Linked DNA regions of Homo sapiens: region 2 is linked to region 1. Evidence: chromatin contacts called from ENCODE Hi-C data. All regions are on one chromosome and are shown on one strand. The core of a region is the stretch at or near the end of the contact, and the rest is flanking DNA. Distances in the headings are between cores, read along the strand shown. Region 1 holds the start of DTNBP1 (dystrobrevin binding protein 1). Region 2 holds the start of GFOD1 (Gfo/Idh/MocA-like oxidoreductase domain containing 1).

Region 1 (5,671 bases), core at 1-2,500:
GGCTGCTGTGTCAAGGATGGATTATAGGGGTGTGTATGGCAAAAGAGTAGAATCTGGAAGAACTGTCTGTGTTCCCATTGAAAGAGGATGGTGCCTTCGACCAGGATAAATATAGTGAAGATATAGAAAGAGAAGGAGGTTCCAGAAATACTTCAGGAGTAGAGTTGATTGGATTTGATGGGTTAATATGGGGAATGAGGAAAAGAGGGGAACCAGAGGTGATTTCAAGTGTCTTACCTTGAGCAAATTGGTGGATGGTGGTGTCATTTACTGAAACGGAAAATACAGGATGAGCAGATTAAAGGTGAACATGCAATGAATGAAATTTTCAATTTTGTGTATGTTGGTCTGAGATGCCTTTTGGATACATGTTGTATACATGCTTACATGAGTAAGCAACTGGTATGAATTGACGGAGAGGGAGGAAGGACAGGGCAGAAGATAGAGCTGTGGGAGTCATCGGTTCCTTGACAGAATTTACAGCGTGGTAATGGATAGACTCTATGCTATCCATCTATGGAACAACACATCTGGAGAAGAGAGAAGAGCTGGGGAGGCTGGACTGTAGCCTTGGGAGTGGCTATTAAAATAGGAGAAGGGGTGGAGCGGAAGGGAGAGAGGAACTATGGAGTGCTTAGCAAGAGAAGAAAGTGTTTTAAGGATGGGGATGATAAACTGCATTGAAAGCCACTGAGAGGTGGAGAAAAAATCAGGGCAGAGAAGTAATAAAAGGCATCAGCAACATGGAAGTCACTGGTGACTCGCGAAAGGCGATCACCTTTGGTGTGTAGGGCACAAAAGCCTGGGGGGGTAAAGAGAGAGTGGAAAGTAAGAATGTCGAGACAGTCGACTATTATTGCCATTTTATGAATGAAGAAACCGAGGCTCAATATTTGACTGTCTCATTCAAGGTGAAAGCCAGTGGGGTCAGATCCTGGACCTAGAATCCATGCAATGATTTGTGCACATCGCCTATTGAAGAGAGAGATCCAATTCTCTTCCAAAACGTAAAAGCCAACACTTCCCTCAAAGGAGGCTTCGAGTTAAATCATCCTTTCACGATGCCGCTTCCATTTTAAAGAAAAAAAAAAAAAAACGAGAAGGCCTGGTGCGGGATAGGAATGAGCCGAGGAGCTACTGGCCCTCTCGGTCGGGGGAAGACCCGCCCCTTTTCCGCAGCCCGAGCCCGGCGCAGTCCACTGCGGCTGCGCGAGCCTGGCGCGCGCGGGGCGGGAACGCGGAAGGGGCTGGGGTTGCGGCGCGGCGGCGAGGACCAGACCGGGGGCGGGGCCGGTAGTGGGAGTGCGGGGCGCGCGGTGACAGCGCGGGGTTGGCGGCGTGGGACCCAGGGGGCGACAGAGGCAGCAGCAGCCCGAGGCCTGAGGAGAGGAGACCGGCGGCGGCGGCAATGCTGGAGACCCTTCGCGAGCGGCTGCTGAGCGTGCAGCAGGATTTCACCTCCGGGTGGGTATACGGTGGGCGACGAAAAGGGACCTGAGGGGGCCGGGCCGCCGCCTGGGATGCCCCTGCCTCGCTCCCTTCCCCGCGCCACGGTCCAGGGTCCGTCCTGTCCCGCACCTCCCCGCCCCGCCCCGCCGAGGAAAGTAACGAACTTCCCGGCGTCCTCGCGTCGGGCGGCGCAAAGTAACTTAGGTCCCTGCGGGCCGCCTGTGACGCGCACCCCCCAGGACCGGGAGGCGCTCGGCGGCGCAGCGGAGCGCCCGGGGGGGGTGTGGGACCCTGCGGTCCTTTCCCGGCAGCATCAGCTGGGCCCTGGAGGGAAGTCATGTGAGAAGCCAGCGCGCCTCACCGCTTCCGCCCCCGCGGCACAGTGGCCTGCGCCCCTCGGCCCAGCAGACACCTGCTCGTGCGCACCTGGAGCTGGGCCAGCCACCCTCCCCGAGTCGGATCGCACCGCGCAGCAGCCTGCACCCTCCGGCCACAGCCTTCCGCGCCGCGTCTCGGCTTTCACGCCCGGCTCGCCGGCCTAACCCTTGGCAAGGCTGGCCGCCCCTCCCCGTTGCGTCCTTTCTCTACCTTTGCCGTGAGCTCAGCGCCTCGGCGAAGGAACTCCTAAGCAGGAGAAGCGACAGAACTTTAGGAATGCTTTTAATACCCAGCGGTTCCCAAACTTTGCTTAGAATCACCTGGGAACCTTTCAGAGTTCTGATGCCCAGGTCTCACCCCCTACCTGTTGACCAGAGTGCCTGGAGACGGCGTTTTAAAGATCCCCAGGGGATTCCAGTGGGCACCAACGCCTGGGAACCACAGGCCGAGACTCTGGCGCCAGATTGCCTAGGCATCCTGGCTCGACCACTAAATCAAACGTAGTTACTCAGCTGCCTTGCCTCAATGTACTGTTTCCGCTACCGTAAAATGGGGATAATGATGGTACTTAAAAGGTTATTACAAGGATTAATGAATTAATGTGTAAAACACGAAGCAAGCATCATGTCAGTATTGTTACTTAGTGCTTAATTTTAATTTTTTCATTCCTTTAAAGTGAAAAAGATCTGTCTTTGAAAAGGATCTTTCAACTTTAGCTTACAAATCCTGTTGGAGGATGCACTGAATGTGAGAACATTTCCACTCATACTGTTTTAAATTTCTCCCCCCCACCCCCCTTTTTTTTGAGATGGAGTCTTGCTCTGTCACCCAGACTGGAGTGCAGTGGCGTGATCTCGGCTCACTGCAACCGCCGCCTCCCGGATTCAAGCGATTCTCCTGGCTCCACCTCCTGAGTAGCTGGGACTAGAGGCGCCCGGCTTATTTTTGTATTTTTTAGTAGAGACGGGTTTCACCATATTGGCCAGGCTGGTCTCGAACTCCTGACCTTGTGATCCTCCCGCCTTGGCCTCCCAAAGTGCTGGGATTACAGGCGTGTGCCACCGTTCCCGGCCCACCCTCCCCCCCTTTTTTTTAAAGTGACAAGTTCTCGCTCTGTTGCCCAGGCTGGAGCGCAGTGGCGCTATTATAGCTCGCTGCAGCCTCCAACTCCTGGGTACAAGAGATCCTCCCTCCTAGGCTTCCTGAAGTGGTGGGATTATGGGTATTAGTCACTGCGCCCAGCCTCGTTTTAAATTTCTAATGAGAAAGATGTTAGCCAAAATTTTATCTTAATGGACAAAAATGTTAATACTATTTGCACATTGGGCGTTGAATAACAAACTGTCAAACGCTTGAGCACTTACCATGCGTCAATCATTTTTGTTAGTTTGGTGTTTAGAAAGTTATGGACGCTCGGAGTCATTCACTGATGGGTGTGCTTGCGTGCTTGCATTTTGTTCTCCCTATTTAGTAAAAGTACCTTCTTTTCAGAGCGTAAATTATTGTATTGAAAACTTTTTGGTGTGATGCTGAAATGGCCCATTTGTAGCATGAGAGTGGCCATTATTCTCCTGTTAGTACTTCATGGAATTCCTTGATGGCACAAGAGCCCATCTTGTAGTTACTATAACTCTAGGTCACATGGTTGCCTCAGAAGCATTCATGCTCCTGACCTTTGTAAGAAGGCATTTTACCCCGGAATGTAGATTCTGGAGTGGGCTCTGGACTGCTGGGGCACAAACCATCCTGGGAGATCAGGGTAACCCTAAACGTTTAGAGTTAGTTAAGGAGAGACATGCCAAAGGGATCTAGTTAGAACCCCTTGGAAACTGACTTGACTTCTTAAAGATGCCGTAGTCTGGGGCCATTTTGGAGCTAGACATCCTGAGAGGGCTTCATTAGGTCTTTTGTTGGCTTTCTCCTGTACAGGTCACTTTCAGCTGACAAACCACTGGACTGTCAGTGTGTGCCATTAGCCTGTCACCTGGTGGAGAAACAACTCATCTCCAAGTGATGTCAGTCTCCCAGTAGACCCGGACCTCTAGTGCCTGATGTTCACTTTCTTCAGGTCCTCAATTTCCTACATTTAAGCTGTTCGGTTAAACTTTTCCATATTCAGCTTGAGATCAACCTCCTTTACATAACTGATTATTTTTGCCTTGAGGAGAAAAGATGACGCTAAACACAGCACACATGTGTTTATTATATGTTGGTAATGTGGAATTCAAAGATGAAAGAGACGTGAGCTGCATCACTAAAAAAGAAACATATTACATAAATGCAATGCTGATATCATAGATAATAAAATTAACACTAATTTTTTGATATTATCAATTATGCAGTCCATAATCAGATTTGTTTTGTGCTTAGAAATGACTTTTTACAGTTGGTTTGTTCAAATCCAGATCAGATAAGTTTCACACATTAAATCTGTTTAAAAACCAATTTTTAAAACAGACGACTGTTAAAGGGCCACATGGGGAAGCTTTATGGAATCTTCCAACAATTTTGTTGTCCCAGCTACTTGGGAGGCTGAGGCAGGAGGATCCCTTGAGCCCAGGAGTTCAAGACTGGGCAACACAAAGAAACCCCATCTTTTGGCTGGGTGCGGTGGCTCACACCTGTAATCCCAGCACTTTGGGAGCCCGAAGCAGGCGGATCATGAGGTCAGGAGTTCAAGACCAGCTTGGCCAACGTGGTGAAACCCCGTCTCCACTAAAAAATACAAAAATTAGCTGGCCATGGTGGCGTGCGTCTGTAATTCCAGCTACTTGGAAGGCTGAGGCAGAAGAATCTCTTGAATCCAGGAGGTGGAGGTTGCAGTGAGCCGAGATCACACCACTGCACTCCAGACTGGGTGACAGAGGGAGACTCCGTCTCAAAAAAAAAAAAAAAGAAAGAAACCCCATCTCTTAAAAAAGAAAGAAAAAATGAAAAAACATGGCCCTGGCCACCCAGAGCTATCACATTGGACCTGGCGTTTCTGTAGAACACTTGGTGGCAGAGCAATTGTGTGGAAGCCAGAGCAGCTGCCTTCTAAAATAATTGGAAACACCGGGTGTGCAGGCTGCCCCAGGGATGGAATGGAAGGCCTCAGGCATTTCTGGGCTCCTTCAGTGCAGCCAGTGCAGCTCCCGCTGTCGCCCAGAGCAGCATCCTCTCTTCGGAGCTTCTGTGATCATTTTCACTTTCTGAAAACTCATATGAAGGCCCTAACTCTAGATAAATTTACTTTTTTTCATTTTTAGTAAAATAGAACGATTCCTTATCAGTCTCAGAATGTCACTTTGGTGATGAAACCATGTCCAATAAGAATAAATTTCTACATTCCATTCAAACTTTGAAAAAGTGCAGCTTAAGACCATTGTTCTTTAAGGGCAGTGTAGAGATTACTGGTGGTTTGGGGGGAGCTCTAGGTTGTCCATGGACTTATGGCCTTTTTTGTAAATTTTTATGCGTAGTAACAATTATGTCAACCTTGAGAAAAACTAGTGATTACATCACATTCTTCCTGCCTTAATTGGGTGGTGGGCCAGCCTTAGGCCACAGACTGAAGAGGATTGGTTCTGAGCTTCACTCAAAGATCTTTTCCCCTCACCTAAAGTGAGTTGTAATTTGATTTAACTGAGTCAGAATTCTTGGAGCCTTTTGGAGAGTTCACATAAAATATCCATTTTTACAGAGATTGGCTTGAGCTCTGGGGAAGACTTTTGGACATACCAAAGTACATACTTCGAAGCCACTCTGGTCTTTGACTTTTACCTTTTGAGCTGTTACGACCAAAGGCCTCAGGATTGAGGTATTTAGGCATGCAAACCCTTCAGGGAACTGAAAATCAGATTTA
Region 2 (5,671 bases), core at 1,276-3,775, 2.2 Mb after region 1:
TAGCAGGACATAGTTTTGCCTTCTATGAAATGGAGATAATGTTTATTTATAAATTTTAATGAGAATAAAATGTGATCATTTTCTTTGATGTTATATAGATAGAAGGTCTCTTTTCTTTTTTAGAGAAAAGGTCTCCCTCTGTCACCCAGGCTGGAGTGCAGTGGCATGATCAAGGCTAGGCCCACTGCAGCCTTGAACTCCTGGGCTCAATCCCACCTCAGTCTCCCAAGTAGCTGGGACTACAGACACACAACACACCACCATGTCCAGCTAATTTTTAAATTTTTTAGGAAATGAGGTCTTGCTACGTCGCCCAAGCTGGTCTAGAACTTCCGGCTTAAGCGATACCCCTGGTTAGGCCTCCCCAGTCAGTGGGATTATAGGTGTGAGCCACCACAGCAGGCTTAGAAGGTCCATTTTTTATTCACACTCAAGCTAGGGGTAGAGTTCTTTTTAAAAGAACACAAACAAAACTCCATCTTATTACTTAGATATTGCTTCACTGTACAATGGTCTCTCTCATCAAGAAATGACATTGGTAACAGACCCATTCTCTATATTTATTTATTTAACATTTATATAGAACTTACTATGCACCATGCCTTATTCTCAGGACTTTGTAAGTATTAGTGAATACGATCCTGTAAAACCCCTTGTGGTATATACCATTATTACCCACCCATTTTATAGATGAAACTATGCCGCAGAGAAGTGATTTGCTCAAGGTCCCACAGCTAGTAAATGGCAGAGCCAGAAGTCAACGCCAGTGGCTCTAGCTGTGCTCCGACCACTACTGCACATCCTCTGCTCCCTGAAAGCCTGGCCATCTCTGACATGTGACAAGCCTGTGATGTATCCAGCCCCTTGGGTCTGACACCACTGCCTGCCCCTGTGCCCAGATAGGCGTTCCTGCCTTGGTTCTTACAAAACCCCTGCTCAAAAGAAGCCTGTTAGTATTGAGGGCAACACCCCTCTTTGTCTCTCAGTCCTCCCCAGGCTGCTGCCAGCCACCCAGCACTGTGTCCTTTGTGCCTTTCTTCTAATGCCCTAGGTCAGCCTCCACCCCGCATTGCCACACACAGCTTTTTTGGTATCCTGCTCTCTCCACGCGCCCCGCCTCACTGCCAGTTGTTACAAGTTGTTTTAAACTCTTGCAAGTATCACGTTTTCCACTCGTGTTGCGGCAGACCATGTGCTACATTGAGCCCAGTGCTGAAGACAGGAGATGAACATGACCTGACCCATGACCTCTCCAGAGACCTTCAGCTAGAAGACGTGCCTTTCACTTTTTAGTCCCCTCTCCCGGCACCAAATGGGTGCGAAGCGGGCATTCGATGAATATGCATACATTTATTTAGCAAATGTTTATTGAGCGCCTACTACATACAGGGCAAGGCAGTGTGCCAGGTGCCAAGGATATGGCGGAAAACCAGACAGACGCAGAGTCCCCATGGCTCCAGAGGTGCGGGGCCAGCCTTGGCCAGTCCTCCTCAGTGCCCCCTCGAGGGCCTGGGAAGGGTGCAGGGTGGTGGAGGTGGGGGCAAGCTGGGAGAAGTAAAGGCTGCGGTAAGTGGCGACGGCAACAGGAGCCGAAGCAAGAGGCGGGCGTGGCATGTGGCCAGGGCGACGTATCCGTCTCGAAACTAGACACGAGACGCACGTGCCGCAGCGGCCTCGGAGACCCCCTGCCCCGCTGCGGCCGTACACACCACAGCGTCTACGCGGGGGCGGGCATGGGCCTAGGGGCGGGGGAGGTGGGAGGCAGATGGGAGCCCGCCAAGACTGGACTGTCTTGGAAGAAGGCGGCTGAACCGTGCGTGCGCGGCCGGAGCGGGGGCGCGCGATTGGAGCAGGCTAGCTTGGAAGGAGACCGTAGAAGTCTGCGGTTCCGTGCCCAGACTCTGGGGCCTGGATTCCAATCGCAGGCCTGTTGCTTATATATGTCACCTTGCGCAAGTCCCTTAGCCTTCATTGCGGCTCATTCACATCACTGGTAAAATGGGTTTACAATAACCTTAGGTTGCTGCGAGGACTAAAAGGGACAATACCTGGAAAGGCGTTAGTATGATGCTCAGCACGCAAGAAACGCTCCGGGAGCCGAGGTTATTATTATCGGCTGTTCGCACCTCGCCGGGTCCCCTCACCTACCCCAGGCCAAGGCGCCCACTGCTCTCTTCCAAGGGACAGGCGACTAACCTATTAGGGCGCGTCCTGCCTAGATAGATGTATTTGCTTGGTTGGGGCGGGGTTTGGAGTGAAGCAGGGAAGAGAAGGAGATGGTGAGGGCAAAGAAAGGGAAGAAGCGGAGGGGCAGGAGGCGGGCGAGGCGGCCTGGGCGGGGCCGGGGAGGAGCCGGGCTGGGCTCCCGGGGCCCGGGCGCAGCGCGCACCCGGAGCTGGCGGCGGCGGGGGCGGGGGCGGCGCGCGGCGGCCAATGGCGCGCGGCGCTGCAGCGAGGGCGGTGCAGGAACACCGGCCGCTGACAGCCAAACTCGCCAACTCCGCCCTCGTCCCCGCGGGATCCCAGAGCCTGAGCCGGCCTGGGGCCGAGGCCGCCCGAGCCGCGAGGCGAGCGAACATGGCAGCAGAATGAGGAGGCTGGCGCCGGGTCGTGGCCGCCGCTGCCGCGCTGCAGCTCGGGATCCCAGTCCGGCGCGCTCCGGGCCGCATCCTTAGCCGGCCTCCTGGCGGCCGCGGGATTATTTCATTCCCAACGGAGAGCTAGGAAGAAAGGAGACTCCCCCGCGGAGCGGTTCCGTGCTCTGGCAGGGTGTAGACGTTTGTCTGTGCGATTCGCCGGCTGCGCAAACGACGCGGGAGAGAGCCGGTCCCGGGCTGCGGCGGCGCGGCCGCGGGGATGAGCCGGCCATGGAGCGGCCTTGGCGGGGCGCACGCAGCGGACTGGCGCTGCCGCGGGAGCGCAGCCTGAGCCGGGGCTCCAGGGGGCTTCGAAGCCTCCGGCGCCCTGGGGGGGTCCCTGCCGCCGACTCCGGGAAGGACGCGAGCCCCGCGTGGCGGACACTGCCGCAGTCACCGTTCTGAGGCGCCCCGAGCTTGCTCCGCCTGCAGCTCGGTGCGCTCTGGGCACCCGGGCGCCTTGCCCGGTGCACGGCGGCTGGCGCACCGCGGCTAGATTGGCTACAGGAGCGGGGTGCAGGACTGGCTAGAGGTGGGTGTGTGCGCGCGTTGGACTGGAGATCCGAGCAGAAGCAGAACCAGGCGGCTCTGAGCAGCCATGCTTCCCGGGGTGGGCGTGTTCGGCACCAGCCTCACGGCCCGTGTCATCATCCCGCTGCTGAAAGACGAGGGCTTCGCGGTGAAGGCGCTGTGGGGCCGCACGCAGGAAGAAGCGGAGGAGCTGGCCAAGGAGATGAGTGTCCCCTTCTACACTAGCCGCATTGATGAGGTGCTGCTGCATCAGGACGTGGACTTGGTGTGCATTAACCTGCCGCCGCCCCTCACCAGACAGATCGCTGTCAAAACCCTAGGTGAGCGACCCCTACCCCGCATCCTCCGTCCCACCCCCGCCCTTTAACCTTCTCTAGGTTCCTTCCCCCCTGCCTTTCCCTCTCCGCATCCCAGAAGCTTACCCTGCATCTACGCTGCCCCGGGGATCTGAGATCCCAGATCCGACTCAGAGCTCCCTCCTTCCTCGTCCCCGGCCTTCCCCACCTTTGCGCTTCCCTCCTGCCTCCTGGCACCACTTGGACGCGCTTCCCCACGTGTGTAGATTGCAGGCTGGAGAAGGCGTGTGTTCCGGGGATCCGAACTAGGAAGATCAGATGCCGATAATAGGGGATAGGGTGCTCCGCGAGAAGAGGAAAGTTACTCCTCAGCTGTGTGTGTAGTGTCCAAGTGTGTGTGTGTGGGGGGGGGGGATGGGGGGGTGGAGGAGGGTTGTGCGCGCGCGCGCCTGGGAGAGGCGAGTGCGCGCCCAGAAACGCCTGAATAAAAGGCCGCACACGTGTGTCGGGTTTTCTTGGGTGCGATAGAGGACCTGCCCTTCAGCAGCGGTGGCGCCCTGCTAGGGTCGTTTGTTTCTTTCTGCTGTGAGTTAGTTTAGCGTGAGATTGCAGATGTTACCATCGGCTGGAATTATTTCGTCTGCGCTGGAGGCAAGGACGGTGGGAGTGGTTGGATGGGGGTGATGATGTATTAGAATGTTTTCAGAGGCGTCATAGGTTAGTAAAGACTGATTTGGTAAAACCAGGGGGTTTTAACTTTTGACTGCAGCCTCCCGGGAAATGTCTTCTGCCCCAATTTGGAGTAATAGATTTTAAATTTTTAGGAGGATGGGCGCAGTAGCTCCAGAGGCATGGATGCTTTGCATGAGAAAAGGCCCTCCCTAATCGCCTTCAGGAATAGTTTCGGAAGGCACAGTGTTGACCCGTGGGCTGGAGATGAGTTCAGGGTGCCTCACCATCTGGTCCCTGCTCCCCTCAACTCCCAGGCAGTCTGAACAATCTCTGAGGACAGAGTAGCAGCCTCTCAGCCTATGCTCAGGGGAAAGAGAAGGGCATGTTTTGTTCATCATCAGTTCTTGCACGTAACCTAAAACAATCCCAGGAAGGTTGCTTGATCTTACAATTCCAAGAAAATGAGCAGCTCACCTTTGAAAGCTGAAGTTTCTATTGGTGAGGAAAAACACAAAGCTTATAACAAGAACAAAGCTTATAACCAGATGAAGCGAATAGTAGAACAGATTAGAAGGGAGGAGCTGCGAAGGAACAGAGACAACATCCAGAAACCAGCCGGAAGTTATGTAGTCTTGGAAAGACTGTTTTATTTGTTAAAAATAGGTATGGATTCAGGGTAGGTGAAATATACGTGTGTTTTAATTCTGTCTTCGAAGAGCTATGAACAGAATGTAAAACTCTTTCTCCATAGAAAGGCATTTTCATCAGGCCATTTGGCTATTGACTCAGATGCAACATCTGATAGAATTCCTAAGGAGGCTGCCCACATTGTCAGTTTTAATTGTCAGTTAATTTTATTAAGTGTCTGCCCTTTGTGGCCTGTTTCTTTGGCCTTGAACTGAATGCCATTGAACTGAATGCTAATATTTATTTTCTGTTTAATGGAACATGTATGTTGGGTGGATAACTCCCTTGTTTACATTGGCTCTTTGCATATCAAATATCTTATAACGATCTTATGGTATAATTCTATTAGTGCAATTTGTACAAAACTGGTCCCTGATGAGCCCTGCGTATACTGGAGAGCTTAGGACTGGTCATATCTGAAAGACCATGTTGTTAACATCGTTTCTCCACCATAAAGATGGCAGTTCCTGTCCTGGGTTCAGACCCACAGAGCAAACCTAGAGCAGGAGGGTGGCAATTTGGGGAACAAGGATGACCTTGTTTTCTGGCTGTCTCTGGGACCATGGCCATGAAAGTGTCTGGGGGCTCTGGTTTCAAGAGATGTGACACAAATTAGACATTTCTGGATACTTCTTCTGTTCTTATTTTTCAAATATCCCTGTGACTTTAATTAACAAGACATGTCTGTTACCTCTTCAAAACCAGCGATAAGAGGCATAATAGACCTAGTTTAGTAATGGTGATGACAGAATAGGGTTTTGTTCATGTTTTTAGGGTAGGTTTTGAGCTTCTTTCTTCTTTCTTTTTTTAACTCCTTCTTTTGCAGGGTGCCCCTGCGAGTGCACAGTG

Evidence for each region. A loop is a pair of places that touch in the nucleus more often than their neighbours do. Pooled maps may share reads with other maps.
Region 2: a pooled map shows a loop between it and region 1 (4-fold over the local background). The contact joins the promoter of GFOD1 here to the promoter of DTNBP1 in region 1. A Hi-C loop is called at or near these places in 4 of 50 pooled maps.

The regions. Positions count from the first base shown.
Region 1 is chr6:15,658,607-15,664,277 of GRCh38, reverse strand. DTNBP1 (dystrobrevin binding protein 1) reads left to right here and starts at 1,250. Exons shown (of 10, transcript NM_032122.5): 1 at 1,250-1,464. The coding sequence starts at 1,409. RefSeq lists a silencer at 1,254-1,763 and an enhancer at 1,994-2,043.
Region 2 is chr6:13,484,454-13,490,124 of GRCh38, reverse strand. It overlaps GFOD1 (Gfo/Idh/MocA-like oxidoreductase domain containing 1), which reads left to right and starts at 2,525. Exons shown (of 2, transcript NM_018988.4): 1 at 2,525-3,487. The coding sequence starts at 3,235. It overlaps GFOD1-AS1 (GFOD1 antisense RNA 1), which reads right to left and starts at 3,864. Exons shown (of 2, transcript NR_046709.1): 1 at 3,672-3,864; 2 at 3,354-3,444. RefSeq lists enhancers at 1,474-1,603, 3,164-3,273 and silencers at 1,664-1,773, 2,154-2,533, 2,554-3,033, 3,174-3,337.